2 separate regions of the Homo sapiens genome follow, and region 1 is linked to region 2. Evidence: read pairs that join two places in POLR2A ChIA-PET (ENCODE). Cell type or tissue: Panc1. All regions are shown on one strand. Each heading gives the region's core, and the rest is flanking DNA. Links, peaks and the distances in the headings are about the cores only. Region 1 overlaps EHD2 (EH domain containing 2). Region 2 overlaps BICRA (BRD4 interacting chromatin remodeling complex associated protein).

Region 1 (8,281 bases), core at 1-8,000, 120 kb before region 2:
GAGCAGGGGTGTGCGTGCAGCCGACTGGAGCTGGGGAGCCACAGCAGGGCCATGGGAGGGGGGCCGGCTCACTCGGCGGAGCCCTTGTGGCGTCGCTTGGAGGGTGGCACCAGGCGACGGGGCAGGTTGGCGGGCAGCCCGTGGCCTTCCAGCTTGGCCTCGATGAGGTGGCTGGCCAGCGCGAACTCCTCATCATCCAGCATGCCGTCGCGGTCCACATCGCTGAGCTTCCAGATGCGCCCCAGCACTGAGTTGGGGAGCTTGGTCCCCACCATCCAGGTCTTGGCCTTGGAGCCGCTCAGCTTGCCGTCGGCAGGCGCCAGGTTGTAGAAGATCTCGTCGTATTTGGACTTGTCCTTGGTCACCACCCACTCGGCCTCGTCGTCCGAGCCCTCCTCGCCGTCCTCCATGGCCTCGTCAGGTCCCCGCTCCACAAACGGGCCCATGTGGGTGCCCTCAAAAGCGCCCCCCTGCACGCCCACCTCGGTGCTCTCCAGCTCCTCCTGCCGCAGCAGGGGCATGAGCTTGGCGATGTCGTGCGTCAGCATCTCGTCCAGTGCCTCTAGCAGCTTCGGCTTCAGCGAGTGAAACTTGGTGAAGTCGTGCGCCATCAGCAGCTCCTGTGGTGGGGGACAGGGGCACCCAGAATTCAAGCGGCGCCATCCCTGAGGCCCTCAGGCTGCAAGGTGGTATCAGGACACTGGAGAAGCTCGGGGGTAGCTGTTGTGGGGTTTTTTTACTGTTGTTTGTTTTGAGACAGAGTCTTGCTCTTGTTGCCCAGGCTGGAGTGCAAATGGCACAATCTCGGCTCACTGCAACGTCCGCCTTCCGGTTTCAAGCGATTCTCCTGCCTCAGCCTCCCAAGTAGCTGGGATTACAGGCATGCGCCACCATGCCCAGCTAATTTTTGTAATTTTAATAGAGACAGCGTTTCACCATGTTGGCCAGGCTGGTCTCGAACTCCTGACCTCATGATTCGCCCGCCTCAGCCTCCCAATGCTGGGATTACAGGCATGAGCCACCGCGCCCAGCCATTTTTGTTTTGTTTTGTTTTGTTTTTTTTTGACAGGGTCTCGCTCTGTCACTTAGGCTAGAGTGCAGTGGTGCCAACATAGCTCACTGCAGCTTCCAACTCCCAGCCTCAAACGATCCTCTGGCCTCAGTCTCCCAAGTAGCTGGGACCACAGGCACACACCACCCACCCAGCTAAATTTTTGTGATCCTCCCTCCTCAGCCCCCGCAATTCGCTGGGACTATAGGTGTGCGCCACTACGCCCAACTAGTTTTAAAAATTTTTTGTAGAGACCAAGTCTTGCTATGTTGCCCAGGCTGGTCTCGAACTCCTGAGCTCAAGCCATCCTCCCACCGCAACCTCCTAAAGTGCTGGGATTGCAGGTGTGAGCCACTGTACCCAGCCAGAGTGGCAGCTCTTTACTGACACATGCAGAAGTATTTGAACATCTGAACAACCTGTTCCGCTCGGGCACCCACCAATGAGAAGATACTTGGGCAACAAGGTCCCAGAGGCTTTCTCCTGTGCCCCAGAATTACTGGAGGGTGGGGAGGCTGGGGCCCCTCTGATGAGTGAGAGCAGCGGCCCTTTGCCAGCTAGCAGAGAAGGATTTCAATATTTTCGCATCAAGTATAGCTTTCTCAGAGCATCCACACCAGCCTAGAACCCTAACCGCCCTCTACCCAACTCCAGCTGCCCAGCCAGCACGTACAACATTAAAAGTTAAAAAAAAAAAAACTCAGCAGGCTTGGGTGGCTCACACTTGTAATCCCAGCACTTTGGGAGGCTGAGGTGGGAGAATCACTTGAGCCCAGGAGTGCAAGACCAGCCTGGACAACATGGCAAAACCCTATTTCTTTTCTTTTCTTTCCTTTTTTTTTTTTTTTTTTTGACGAGTTTCGCTCTGTCACCCAGGCTGGAGTGCAATGGCGCGATCTCAGCTCACCGCAACCTCCGTCTCATGGGTTCAAGCGATTCTCCTGGCTCAGACTCCCAAGTAGCTGGGATTACAGGCGCCTACCACCATGCCCAGCTGATTTTCATATTTTTAGTAGAGATGGGGTTTCGCCATGTTGGCCAGGCTGGTCTCGAACTCCTGACCTCAGGCAATCTGCCCACCTCGGCCTCCCAAAGTGCTGGGATTACAGGCATGAGCCACTGCACCTGGCCTCAAAACCCTATTTCTTAAAAAAAAAAAAAAAAAAAAAAAAAAATTAAAAATTAGCCAGGTGTGGTGGTGCACGCCTGCAGTCCCAACTACTTTGGGAGGCTGAGACAGAATCTCTTGAACCCCAGGAGACAGAGGTTGCAGTGAGCGAAGATAGCACCACACTGTACTCCAGCCTGGGTGACAGAGCAAGACCCTGTCTCAAAACAAAAAAGTGTGCAGGGGGGGAGAGAAAAAAGAAAGTTAAGAAAGCTTAATTCCTGTCACAGTGCTACCACACCACACAGAAAGGACTGAGTGGCTGGCTGCCAAATTTGGAGGTGAGATTTGAGATGATCAGATCATCAGGGGTTCCTGGGACCACCCCCTCCCCACCGAAGAAGTCACTTTGGGGTGTAGGGGTGGACTTGGCGTCACACTGCTTCTCACACGGGCTACTCTAAGTGGCCCAGACTGCACCAGGACAGTCTCTGCGAAAATGGATTCCTTTCACAGCCCTATGTGAATTTCCTGAGCCAAGGCAGAGAGGCCAGCTGATCACGACTCTGAAGGGTTGGGGATCCTAGGTTGCAACCTGGATTCCCTGGCAGCCAGAGTATGACTAAGTTCAAGTCCACTGAGGCAAGCACAGGTTGCATGTGCAGCTTCTACTGTTAGCCTGTCCAGTATGGCAGCCACTAGCCACATGTGCTTATTTACATTAATTAAAATGAAATACAGGCCGGGCGCAGTGGCTCATGCCTGCAATCCCAGCACTTTGGGAGGCTAAGGCAGGAGGATCACCTGAAGTCAGGAGTTTGAGACCAGCCTGGACAACATGGTGAAACCCCATCTCTACCAAAAATACAAAATTAGCTGGGCGTGGTGGCGGATGCCTGTAATCTCAGCTACTTGGGAGGCTGAGGCAGGATAATTGCTTGAACCCGGGAGGCAGAGGTTGTAGTGAGTCAAGATCTTGCCACTGCATTCCAACCTGGGCAACAGAGCAAGACTCCATCTCAAAAAAAAAGAAAAAAGAAATACACGTTAACATTCCATTTGAATGTGGCTAGTGGCTACCATACTGGACAGTGCAGAATGAAACATTTCCATCATTGTAGAACGTACTGCTGGACAGCTCTGTTCTAGAAAGTGTTCTTGGTCAGGCATGGTGGCTCCTGCCTATAATCCCAGCACTTTGGGAGGCCAAGGCAGGAGGATCACTTGAGGCCAGGAGTTCGAGACCAGCCTGGCCAACATGACAAAACCCCATCTCTACTAAAAGTATGAAAAATTATCTGTACGTGGTGGCACATGCCTGCAGGCCCAGCTACTTGGGAGGCTGAGGTGAGATAACTGCTTGAACCCAGGAGGCAGAGGTTGCAGTGAGCCAAGATCACGCCTCTGCAGTTCGGTCTGGGTGACAGAGTGAGACTCTGTCTCAAAAAAAAAAAAAAAAAAAAAAGCTAGCCAGGCATGGTGGCATGTGCCTGTAGTCCCAGCTACTCTAGAGGCTAGGCAGAAGGACCTTTGAGCCCAGGAGTTCAAGTACACAGTGAGCTATGATCACCCCATTGCACTCCAGCCTGGACAACAGAGTCTCTGAAAAATATATAAATAAATCTCTAAAAAATATATAAATAAATTTTTAAACGTATATATTTTATTTTATTTATTTATTTATTGAGACAGAATCTTACTCGGTCACACAGGCTGGATTGCAGTGGTGTGATCTCAGCTCACTGCAACCTCTGCCTCCCGGGTTCAAGGGATTCTCCTGCCTCGGCCTCCCCAGTAGCTGGGACTACAGGCACGCAACACCATGCCCAGCTAATTTTTGTATTTTTAGTACAGACGGGGTTTCACCATGTTGGCCAGGCTGGTCTCGAACTCCTGACCTCAGGTGATCCACCCGCCTTGGCCTCCCACAGTGCTGGGATTACAGGCATGAGCCACTGCACCCAGCTGTGTATATTTTAAATATTTATATTTTACAAATATAAATATTTAAGTCTCAAATAAATAAATGAAAATAAAATAAACAGTGTTCTTAAAGAGACTACTCTTTTCTTCCCCTTCCCAACTTCCTTTTCTTTTTTTTTTTTTTTTTGAGACGGAGTCTCGCTCTTTTTGCCTAGGCCGGAGTAAAGTGGCGCTATCTTGGCTCAGTGCAAGCTCCGCCTCCCGGGTTCACACCATTCTCCTGCCTCAGCCTCCCGAGTAGCTGGGACTACAGGCGCCCACCACCACACCCAGCTAATTTTTTGTATTTTTAGTAGAGACGGGGTTTCACCGTGTTAGCCAGGATGGTCTTGATCTGCTGACCTCGTGATCCGCCCGCCTCGGCCTCCCAAAGTGCTGGGATTACAGGCGTGAGCCACCATGCCTGGCCCCCTTCCCAACTTCTTGCTGGCTGGAACGCAGACACAATGGCTGGAGCCTTCACAGCCCTTTTGTACCATGAAGTTCCTTGGGCCTGGAGGCCAGGCATGGAAGAGAAATAAGACAGAAGGGGACTAGATCCCTGGCTCTGTAAAGCACCAAACCAGTCCTGGATCACTTTCTGGGACTTTTTATGGAGGAAAGAAAGAAAAACTCTCTATCTTAATTTAGCCACTGTTATTTTGGGTTTTCTCTTCACTCCCCTAGCCTGACTCATAAAACCATGCTCCCACGGAACTATTTGAGGGAGGCGCTTTCCAGAACCTGCCATCCATCCCTCTGGCTTTTGAGGTCCCATCTCAGAGCTTCCAGAAACCAACCTTCCCATCACCCACCCCCAACATTCCCTCCTGGGCAGCTTCCCACCTGCATTTTCTGGCAATCAGGAAAGTCCCCAGGGGAGATGTGATGTTCCAGCTGAATCTTCGCAAAGATGACGGGCAGTTTGAGGATCAGCTGCTTCTTCTTGTTCTCCTTCCCAAACACAGAGGGCATCTCCTTCTTCAGGTAGCTGATGATGTAAGCGTGAACCTGTGGGAAGGGTTCTCACCTCAGCCTGCATCAGGGTCCACCAGGGAGCTTGTTAAAACACAGGCTGCAGGCCCCACTCCCAGAGATTCTGATTTACTTGGTCTGGGCTGGGGCATGAGAATTTGTATTTCTTTTATTTCTTTTTCTCTCTCTCTCTCTCTTTTTTTTTCTTTGAGACGGAGTCTCGCTCTGTCACCGAGGCTGGAGTGCAGTAGCACAATCTCGGCTCACTGCAACCTCCGCCTCCCGGCTTCAAGCAATTCTCCTGTCTCAGGCTCCTGAGTAGCTGGGATTACAGGCATGCGCCACTATGCCCAGCTAATTTTTGTATTTTTAGTAAAGATGGGGTTTCACCATGCTGGTCAGGCTGGTCTCAAACTCCTGACCTCGTGATCTGCCCACCTTGGCCTCCCAAAGTGCTGGGATTACAGGTGTGAGCCACCGTGCCCAGTCTTTTTTTTTTTCGAGACAGAGTCTCGCTCTGTTGCCCAGGCTGGAGTGCAGTGGTGCAATCAGCTCGCTGCAACCTCCAACTCCTGGGTTCAAGCAATTCTTCTGCCTCAGCCTCCCAAGTAGTTGGGATTAACAGGCATGCGCCACCACACCCGGCTAATTTTTTTGTATTTTTAATAGAAACGGGGTTTCTCCATGTTGGCCAGGCTGGTCTTGAACTCCTAATCTCAGGTGATCCACCCGCCGTGGCCTCCCAAAGTGCTGGGATTACAGGCATGAGCCACCGCGCCTGGCCTGCTTTTTTTTCTTTTTTTTTTGGAGACAGGGTCTCGCTCTATCACCCAGCCAGGAGTGCAGTGGTGCGATCATAACTTACTGCAGCCTCAAATTCCTGGGCTCAAGGGATCCTCCCGCCTCAGCCTCTCAAGTAGCTGGGATTACAGGCAAGAGCCACTGCCCAGATGGGAATTTGCATTTCTGACAAGTTACAGGTGCTGCAGGCGGAGGTGCCACACTGTGAGCCTCATGGCCTCCTCCTGCTGGGGCTCACCCTGGGCTCCTCCTCTCTGCTAACTAAGTGAGCTGAGTCCCTCCCAGTTTTAAACACCCCTCCAAGAGGTCCACTCCCGAATCTGCATACCAGCCTAAGCCTCTCCCTCCAGCTCAGGACTCAGAGCTAATTGCCCTGTCAACATTCCTGGATAGCTCCATACCAGGATGCCCTAAGTGGAATTTGAGCCTAGCCCTCAGAGCTGTGTCGCCCTCAGCTGTGCCCATCTCTGAAAAGGGCATCCCCAGCCCTGCCTTCCCAGTTGAGGCCAGAAATCTAGAAATTTTATTTTTATTTATTTATTTATTTTGAGACGGAGTCTCACTCACTCTGTCACCCAGGCTGGAGGACAGTGGCGCAACCTTGTCTCACTGCAACCTCCACCTCCGGGTTCAAGCAATCCTCCTGCCCTGGCCTCCCGAGTAGCTGGGATTACAGGCACGTGCCACCATGCCTGGTCAATTTTTGTATGTTTAGTAGAGACTGGCTTTCACCATGTTGGCCAGACTGGTCTCGAACCCCTGACCTCAAGAGATCCACCCGCCTCGGCCTCCCAAAGTGCTGGGATGACAGGCGGGAGCCACCCCGTCCGGCTCTAGAAATCACTTTTTTTTTCTTTTTGAAAGGGAGTCTCACTCTGTTGCCCAGGGTGGAGTGCAATGGCATGATCTTGGCTCACTGCAACCTCCACTTCCTGGGTTCAAGCAATCCTCCTGCCTCTACCTCTCGAGTAGCTGGGATTACAGGTGCCCGCCACCACTAATTTTTGTATTTTTAGTAGAGAGGGGTTTTCACCATGTTGGCCAGGCTGGTCTCAAACTCCTGACCTCAAATGATCTGCCTGCCTCAGCCTCCCAAAGTGCTGGATTACAGGCGGGAGCCACGGTACCCAGCTCTTGAAATCATTATTGATTTGATATTTGATTCTTCCTCCTGTTAAGTAGCCACATCCAACCTATCAATGAGTCCCTTTTGCCTCCTCCTATGTCTCTCCCTCTCTCCCCTACTTTCCTTTTCTTTTTTGCTTTTTTTAGACAGGGTCTGGCTCTGTCCCCCAGGCTGGAGTGCAGTGGCACAATCTCGGCTCAGTGCAACCTCCACCTTCCCAGCTCAATCCATCCTCCCACCTCAGCCTCCTGAGTAGCTGGGACTACAGGCACCCGCTACTACGCCCAGCCTCTCCCCTGCTTCTCATTTCTCTCCACCTCAGTGGCCACCATGTCCATTCGAGCGTCATCCTCTCTTGCCTGGGGAGACACCCAAGGTGGCCCGACAGGTCTCCCAGCTCCCCATCCTGCCCCAATAACCCTTGCTCCATGCAGCAGTGGCCCAAGAGGGCATTTTTCAGGAAGGAACATGAGCCCAGGGGATGCTGCTCATAACTCTCTATTTGCTTATTGAAGTTCAAAATTTCTACCGAAGCCGACAAAGCCCTACAGCAGCAATTCACGAAGTGTGGTCCAGGGAAACCCAGGGGTCCTCAAGATCCTTTCGGGGGTTCCTGTGGTCAAAATTATTTTAAGAACAATACTAAGACGTTATTCGCTTTTTGCTTTCTTCACTCTTTTTTTCTCCCAAATGGACAGTGGATTTTTTTTTTTTTTTTTTTTTTTTGAGACAGAGTCTTGCTCTGTCACCCAGACTGGAGTGCAGTGGTGCAAATAATGACTTTATTTATTTATTTATTTATTTATTTTTTGAGACAGAGTCTCACTCTGCCGCCCAGGCTGGAGTGCAGTGGCTCAATCTCGGCTCACTGCAAGCTCCACCTCCCGGGTTCACGCCATTCTCCTGCCTCAGCCTCCCAAGTAGCTGGGACTACAGGCGCCCGCCACCATGATAATTTTTGTATTTTTAGTAGAGACTGGGTTCCACCATGTTGGCCAGGATGGTCTCGATCTCTTGACCTTGTGATCCGCCCGCCTCAGTCTTCCAAAGTGCTGAGATTATAGGCATGAACCACCGCGCCTGGCCTAATGTCTTGATTTATTAATCTTCTCTTCTCAAGAGGCTGAGATGGGAGGATCACTGAAGCCGGGGAGGTCAAGGCTACAGTGAGCCATGATCATACCACTGCACTCCAGCCTGGGTGACAGAGCAAGACACTGTCTCAAAAAAAAAAAAAGGAGCCCCAGAAGGGCTGGAA
Region 2 (8,327 bases), core at 325-8,324:
GAAGATGACTCTGGGCAGAGTACAGTGCAGGCCGAGGTGGGGAGGCGGGAACCAGCTTGGTGAGTGAAAGGCAAGATGAAAAGGGTAGGAGATAAGCCAGGCCAGATCAGAAAGACTTTGTACGGAGCTGAAGAGGTTTTACCTGAGGGCACTAGGGAGTCACAATCTGCCGGGCATGTTGGCTCACGCCTGTAATCCCAGCACTTTGGGAGGCAGAGGTGGGCGGATCATCTGAGGTCGGGAGTTCAAGACCAGCCTGGCCAACATGGAGAAACCCCGACGCTACTAAAAACACAAAATTAGCCGGGCGCGGTGGTGCGTGCCTGTAATCCCAGCTACTCGGGGAGCTGAGGCACGAGAATCTCTTGAACGCCGAAGGCAGAGGTTGCGGTGAGCCAAGATCGCGCCACTGCACTCCAGCCTGGGCAACAAGAACTAAACTCGGTCTCAGTCTCAAAAAAAAAAAAAAAAGAGAGAGAGAGAAAGAACACTTCCTTCCACCCAGCTGCTCAGGGCAATGACCTTGGATCATGCTAGATTCCCTGTTTTTCTTACCCTACCCCCAAGCCCCAAAGCCTGCCCTAGAAGCTCCCTCCTCCAGGAAGCCTACCCTGATGCCTCCCCGCCTGACCTCCCCAGGCTCAGCTGGCAATCCTCAGACACTGATCTGGCTTTGCAGGGGAATGGGTGTGTTCCTGCCTCATCGCTCTCCCCAGTCCCTGAAGGCACAGCACCGGCTATTTGTGCTGGAGGTGAGAACATGGGCCACAGTCCAAGCAGTAGGAAGCCTGAGTGTGAGTCTGAATTAACCAGGAGGACGAAAATCCCAGCTCAGGCAGCAGCTCCCTGTGTGACCTTGGGAAGTCATTTTACCTCTGTGCCTCTGTGACAGGGAGATGGTGAACACCTGGGGGTCTGACCCTCATGAGGATTTGAAGTGAACTGTACTACCTGCAGCCCATGGAGCGCACAGCAGGGAGGAGCAGCAGGGAGGGACAGGTAACCAACAAGGCGACCCTCTAAACACAGCACTGGGAGGAAAAGCAGCAGGAGGAGAAACAGAAGCAGTATCCTTTCTGTAAAGCAAAAATCCATCGCACAAAGCAAGCAATTCACTCCAGCACAGGAGGTCGCTGACGGGGAGGGGAATGAAAATAAAAGGGAATTTTATAAATAGGAGTATATATTTTTATATATAATAATGTATAGTTTTATATTTCTATTATGTATTATGTAATGTCTAATATATGAGAGTACACACACACACACTTTTTTTTTTTTGAGATGGCCTCTCGTTCTGTCACCCAGGCTGGAGTGCAGTGGCACTATCTCGGCTCATTGCAACCTCCGCCTCCTGGGCTCAAACAATTCTCTGCCTCAGCCTCCTGAGTAGCTAGGATTACAGGTGCCTGCCACCATGCCCAGCTAATTTTTGTATTTTTAGTAGAGATGGGGCTTCACCATGTTGCCCAGGCTGGTCTTGAACTCCTGACCTCGTGATCCACCCACCTTGGGCTCCCAAAGTGCTAGGATTACAGGCATGAGCCACCGCACCCGGCCCACTCCTAAATTTTTTTTTTTTTTTTTTTTTTTTGAGACAGAGTCTCACTCTGTCACCCAGGCTGGAGTGCAGTGGCACAATCTCGGCTCACTGCAAGCTCCGCCTCCCGGGTTCACACCATTCTCCTGCCTCAGTCTCCCGAGTAGCTGGGACTACAGGCGCCAGCCACTACGTCCAGCTAATTTTTTGTATTTTTAGTAGAGACAGGGTTTCACCGCATTAGCCAGGATGGTCTCGATCTCCTGACCTCGTGATCTGCCCGCCTCAGCCTCCCAAAGTGCTGGGATTACAGGCGTGAGCCACCACGCCCGGCCCACTCCTACATATTTTTAAGCAGACTTTTGTTAGAAACCAAGTTACACTCAGGCGTGGTGGCTCATGCCTGTAATCCCAGCACTCTGGGAGGCCAAGGCGAGAGGATCACCTGAGGTCAGGAGTTCGAGACTAGCCTGGCCAACATGGCGGCGAAACCCCATCTCTACTAAAAAAGTATGGCCGGGAGTGGTGGCTCACACCTGTAATTCCAGCACTTTGGGAGGCCATGGCGGGCAGATCACAAGGTGAGGAGTTCGAGACCAGCCTGGCCAACATAGTGAAACCTGTCTCTACTAAAAATACAAAAATTAGCTGGGCATGGTGGTGCAGGCCTGTAGTCCCAGCTACTCGGGAGGCTGAGGCAGGAGAACTGCTTGAACCCGGGAGGTAGAGGTTGCAGTGGGCCAAAATCGCACCACTGCACTCCAGCTTAGGCAACAGAGTGAGACTTCATCTCAAAAAAAAAAAAATAAAGTACAAAAATTAGCTGGGGGTGGTGGTGCACGCCTGTAACACCAGCTACTTGAGAAGCCAAGGCAGGAGAATTGCTTGAACCTGGGAGGTGGAGGTTGCAGTGAGCCAAGATCGCACTATTGCACTCCAGCCTGGGCGACAGAGCAAGGCTCCATCTTGAAAATAAAAAGAAACTGAGTTAAAGAAGTCTCTCAATTCAGGCCGGGTGCAGTGGCTCACGCCTGTAATCCCAGCACTTTGGGAGGCGGACGCCAGTGATCAACTGAGGTCAGGAGTTCAAAACCAGCCTGACATGGTGAAACCCCCTCTCTACTAAAAATACAAAAATCAGCCGGGTGTGGTGGCATGTGCCCGTAATCCCAGCTACTCAGGAGGCTGAGGCAGGAGAATTGCTTGAACCTGGGAGGCGGAGGTTGCAGTGAGCCAAGATAGCACCATTGCACTCCAGCCTGGGCAACAAGAGCAAAATTCCATCTCGCATTTAAAAAAAAAAAAAAAAAAGACTAAAAAATTTTAAATACAAAAGCAGGACCATGGAAGGGGACATGCTTGAGAAGGTACAAAGCACTGGGAAGACATCAGGGGATTTTGTTCCTTTGGCTAACGAGACAGAAATTTAACAGAAAAAGACAACCCTGCACAAAACAGCCTTGAGACAGCGGGCAAACTGCAGGGTGGGACAGGACTTTTCCTGAGTTTTATCAACTCCAAGATGCGCATTTTTCACACTTTTGTCTCTGAAAAGGAAGCTGCATCTTACAACTGATGGCTGCTTAGCCCAGGAAATACCCTGTCTGGCTTCCACTCCCAGGTGAACTGCAGGAGAAACACCAGAACTCATGGAGCCTCGGTTTCCCCGCTGAGCAGTGGGGAGGTCAACAATCCTGACCTACCTCCCAGGTTCCCATTCATTCCCTCTTTGAACAGCACTTAGGGAGTGAGTACAGGACTCCAGGCTCACACAGAGGCACCAGGGAGGCAGCCAGGGTCAGGACAAGCAATGGCCGTAGACAGAGATCGAGTGGGGCTCCAAGACCCATGGCCGCCTTGACTGGATGACAGGCCTGCTGGGGAGCTCTGCTGCTGCCGGAAGAGGCCTAGGATTTAGGGCTGGGCTACCTGTGCAAAAGAACTACTCAGAGACAGCGCTTGATGAAAATGCTGTTTCCTGGACGCCACTCATCGGGATTCCCAGGAGTTTGGTCTGTGTGGAGCCCAGGGATGGTCATTTTTCACAAGCATCCCTGGTCATTTGGAAGCATGTGGGTTTTGTTCTTGTTTTTTTTTTTTTTTTTTTTTTGAGACAGTCTCACTCTGTCGCCCAAGCTAAAGTGCAGTGGTATGATCACAGCTAACTGGAGCCTCGACCTTCTGGGCTCAAGTGATCCTCCCACCTCTCAGCTTCCCAAGTTGCTGGGACTACAAGCATGCACCACCATGCTCGGCTACTTTTTGTATTTTTTTGTAGAGACGGGGTTTCACCATGTTGCCCAAGCTGGTCTCAAACTCCCGACCTCAGGTGATCCACCTGCCCTGACCTCCCAAAGTGCTGGGATTAGAGGTGTGAGCCACTGCGCCCTGGCCAGTGGGACACTTTTTGAGAAACACACAGGAACTCCAAAGACAGGGTCTCTGCTCCCCTTTCTCCATCCCTGGGACATGCCTGTCATCCACCCATCCATTCATTCAACAAGCATCTACAGAGCACCTACTGCACACCAGGAGCTGAGAACACAGGAAACACAGCCCTCCCTTCTCATCTTCTGCAGTTTGGAGCCTCATGAGAAAGCCAGGCTTGAAGAAATACTCACGGGAAAGAATTTCTTAAAGGAAGACACTCCCGATACACACACACCAACATCCCTGCATCTCAAAAGGATCATGCTGAGCCGAAGATGCTCAACCCAACGGACTCCACGGGGCAGGACTCCCCCTCTGTGAAATTCTAGAAGAGGCAAGGCTGACCCACAATGACAAGGCAAGCCAGTGACTGCTTCTGGGAGCAGGTACTGACCAGGAAGGGGCAAAGGGCAACTTTCTGGCAGTGACGAGAATGTGCTGTATCTTGATAGGGGTTAGGACTCATGGAAAGGCATGCTTAAACTATGTGCATTTTAATGAATGGCTCTCTGCAGCCTCAGCCTCCTGGACTCAAGCAATTCTCCTACCTCAGCCTCCAGATTAGATCCAGGCAGGGGCCACCACAACTGGCTAAGGTCTTTATTTGTTTTTTGGAGAGATAGGGTCTTATTATGTTGCCTAGGCTGGTCTCGGACTCCCGGCCTCAAGTGATCCTCCCACCTCGCCCTCCCAAAAAGTGCTGGGATTACAGGTGTGAGCCACCGTGCCTGGCCCCTCTGCGGATTTTACTGTATACGAATTACACTTCAATGAAAAAGGATTGGGAGAGGCTGGGACCAGTGGCTCACACCTGTAATCCCAGCACTTCGGGAAGCCAAAGCAGGCAGATCACCTGAGGTCAGGAGTTCGAGACCAGCCTGGCCAACATGGTGAAACCTCATCTCTACTAAAAATACAAAAACTAACCGGGCGTGGTGGCGGGCGCCTATAATCCCAGCTACTCGGAAGGCTGAGGCAGGGAGAATGTCTTGAACCCGGGAGGCGGAGGTTGCAACGAGCCGAGATAGTGCCACTGCACTCCGGCCTAGGGGACAGAGCGAAACAGCGAGACCCCATCTCAAACACACACACACAAAAAAAAGGAAAAAAAAAAGGGGTTGGGAAAAAAAATGTGTATATATATATGTATATATACATATATATATACACTGTCCACGAAAGAGTAAGTATACACACAAAAGTAGGAGATCACCGCGCACGTTCTAGGGAGAGAAATTCCGCAGTACAGCAAGAGCTTGCTAAGCTGTGAGCTCAGACTTCTCCCAGGGAGAACTCCCGCACCCAGGCCGGGCGCCAAGTGTCTGAGGTCAATGAGACACTATGCGTGCCAGGTGATGGAGGTTATAGTCCAGCTAACTGTCACAGCCACCCTGTGAGGCAGGCGCTGTGGACATCTGCCCGCCCAGCCTCACACGGTGGACGAGAGTTGGCATCCAGCCTCTGGAAAGGTGGCTCCGGGGAGCTTCACCTGCAGGTGTCCCTGGACACTGGGCCATCCTCTGCCTCCAGGCAGCAGAGGCCACCAGGCGCTCCCTCAAGGACCCCAAGGGTCTTTAGCAAGGGTCTCACAGCCTCAGACAGATATTCCCGCTCACTCCGTTCCCAAGGTTACCAGGCTGGGACACAGAGGACATAAGAGGCTGAGAGGGGCCACGCTGAAGTTGGCAGCCCCCTAAACAGGCAAGCACTTCAAAGGGAGAGTGCAGAGGGACAGGGTGGGCATGGCAAGGGAATGAAGGTAGCGGGGCCGGGCTGGGGGGTCAAGGGGCATCAACCCTTCCTCTGCAATCCTAGAAACAGCATTTTTGTCCCCAACCTCAAGAGTATACACAGAAGCAATAACAACACTAACAATAGTGACCGTTTACTCTGAGCCAGGCACTTGCAAAACATCTTTTCCACGCTAGACCTTATTTAACAATAAGGTCATCCAAATAAGTATTTATTATCTCTCCTGTACTTCCAGTTCTCTAACCTGGACTAAAGGAGGGAAATAGCTTGCCACCAAGTCACAGGGTTAGAAGGAGCAGAAACAGGACTTTAACCCACACAGCTGACCCAGTTGCCCATCACCTCCAGGGTCATCCTAGGGGTCCATCCCCTGCTGCCAGCCCCACTTCAACTCTTCCTTTATGAGGACGATTTCTGCACAGAGTAACAGAACCTGTACCCCACACTGCATGCACCCAGGTGTGACCCCCAAACCTGTGTAATCAGAAACAACCCACAGGGTTTGAGGCTTGGTGTGGCCAAGACAGGGAATTCACCACAGTCCCAAAAAGGGGATCACAGAAAAAGGACCACCTGATCAAAGCCCACTCCCTGCTGCCTCAGTTTCCCAACCTATGAAATGGGCCTAATGCCACTTTCTTCATAGAACAGGACAGACTCTGGAGGTGCTGAAACAAATTCTGGATCCCAGAAATAACACCACCATTAATAACAATAATAATACAATGGAAATGATATGATATCTGGAATTTGCTTTAAAATACCTTGGCAAAAAAGAAAAAATATATGTGCACAGTAGGTAATGGCCAAAAAAAAAAGATCAGATCAGCAGAAAATTTTTGCAGAAGCTGGTGATGGTTACACAGGGGTGGTTGTGCTATTTTCTCAACTCTCGGTGAGTGCTTTAAAATTTCCTTAACAAAAAGTTAAAAAGGCCAGGTGCATAGCTCATGCTTGTAATCCCAGCACTTTGGGGGGCCTAGGTGAGCAGATCACCTGAGTTCAGGAGTTCGAGACCAGCCTGGCCAACATGGTGAAACCCCTTCTCTACTAAAAATACAACAATTAGCCGTGTGTGGTGGCAGGCACCTGTAATTCCAGCTACTCGGGAGACTGAGGCACGAGAACTGCTGGAGCCTGGGAGGCGGAGGTTGCAGTGAGCCGATATGGCGCCACTACACTCCAGTCTGGGTGACACAGTGAGAGCCTGTCTCAAAAAAATAAAAAATATAAGTTAAAATAACAATAAATAAATCTGCCAAGCCGAGTCTAGATGGCAAAAAAAAAGAAAAAAGAAAACAAAATAATAATAAACAAAGACGGCCAGGTGCAGTTGCTCATGCCTATAATCCCAGGACTTTGGGAGGCCAAAGTCGGAGGACTGTTGAGCCCAGAAGTTGGAGACCAGCCTGAGCAATATAGCAAGACCTTGTCTCTATAAAATAAAATAAAATATTTAAAAATAATAGGCCTGGTATGGTGGCTCATGTTTGTAATCCCAGCACTTTGGGAAGCTGAGGCGGGTGGATTGCTTGAGTCCAGGAGTTCGAGACTAGCCTGGCCAACATGGCCAAACACCAGCTCTACAAAATATACAAAATTAGCTGGGTGTCGTGGCCCACATCTGTAGCCATAGCTACTCGGGAGGCTGAGACATAAGAATCACTTGAACCTGGGAGGCGGAGGTTGCAGTGAGCCAAGATCACACCACTGTACTCCAGCCTGGGCGCAGAGAGAGATTCTTGTCTCAAAAAAAAAAAATTAATAAAAATAAAAGATAATAAGAATCAAAGTGAAGCTTCACTGAGCATTCCTGAGAGCCAGGTCCTATCCTAAAAAGCTTCCCAAGTCTTCACTCATTGAAGCGTCACAACACCCAAAGCGGGGAAGCTCTGTTACAGAAGAGGAAATTGTGGCCCAGTGGGTATTTGGGCATTGTCTTCCTTTTTTTTTTTTTGAGACAGAGTCTTGCTCTGTCGCCCTGGCTGGAGTGCAATCGTGCGATCTCAGCTCACTGCAACCTCCGCCTCCCAGTTTCAAGCGATTCTCATGCCTCAGCCTCCTGAGTAGCTGGGATTACAAGCATGCGCCACCACGCCTGGCTAATTTTTTTGTATTTTTAGTAGAGACAGGGCTTCACCATGTTGGCCAGGCTGGTCTCGAACTCCTGACCTCAAGTGATCCGCCTGCCTTGGCCTCCCAAAGTGCTGGGATTACAGGCATGAGCCACCAATGCCAGCCCTGTGCCTTCCATTTAAAATGCCAACACTGATTGCCTAGGGTTTGGGGGAAAGGCCATAGCAACTTGGGTATCTAATCCTATGGGAGACTCTGCTACTTAATAATAATTATTCCAATCACAGCCACTCACATTTTTTGGGCGCTTGCTATACCCCAGGCACTGTGCTGAACACTAAGCATGCCTGAGGTGGGTTTCCTCTCATGCCCACTCTTCCAGTTGGGGAAACTGAGGCACGGTACAGGGAAGCCCTGTGTGCCTCATGCCGGAGCAGCCTGCTGCGTGCCCTCTGCTGCCATGCAGTTTAGAATGCCAACATTGTTCCTTGTGTGCCTTTCAGGAAGACAATGGGGACCTTTCAGAGCG

Evidence for each region. Peaks named below come from ENCODE experiments on the same cell type or tissue, not always from the same donor. Only the 100,000 strongest peaks of a DNase experiment are listed, where the experiment ranks them.
Region 1: POLR2A ChIA-PET joins it to region 2 with 12 read pairs; 8 of 35 experiments call an interaction of 5 or more read pairs at or near these places.

Annotation. Positions count from the first base shown.
Region 1 is chr19:47,733,220-47,741,500 of GRCh38, reverse strand. EHD2 (EH domain containing 2) reads right to left here. Exons shown (of 6, transcript NM_014601.4): 5 at 4,968-5,132; 6 at 1-620. The coding sequence ends at 69. Among named protein-coding and RNA genes, the nearest start is that of NOP53, 8.2 kb to the left of the region's middle. RefSeq lists an enhancer at 6,087-6,587. In Panc1, for the core only: no CTCF peak of the experiment used is centred there; no DNase peak of the experiment used is centred there.
Region 2 is chr19:47,615,991-47,624,317 of GRCh38, reverse strand. All of the region lies in intron 1 of BICRA (BRD4 interacting chromatin remodeling complex associated protein), which reads right to left. Among named protein-coding and RNA genes, the nearest start is that of BICRA, 11 kb to the right of the region's middle. RefSeq lists an enhancer at 3,186-3,746. In Panc1, for the core only: no CTCF peak of the experiment used is centred there; no DNase peak of the experiment used is centred there; H3K27ac peaks cover 376 bases.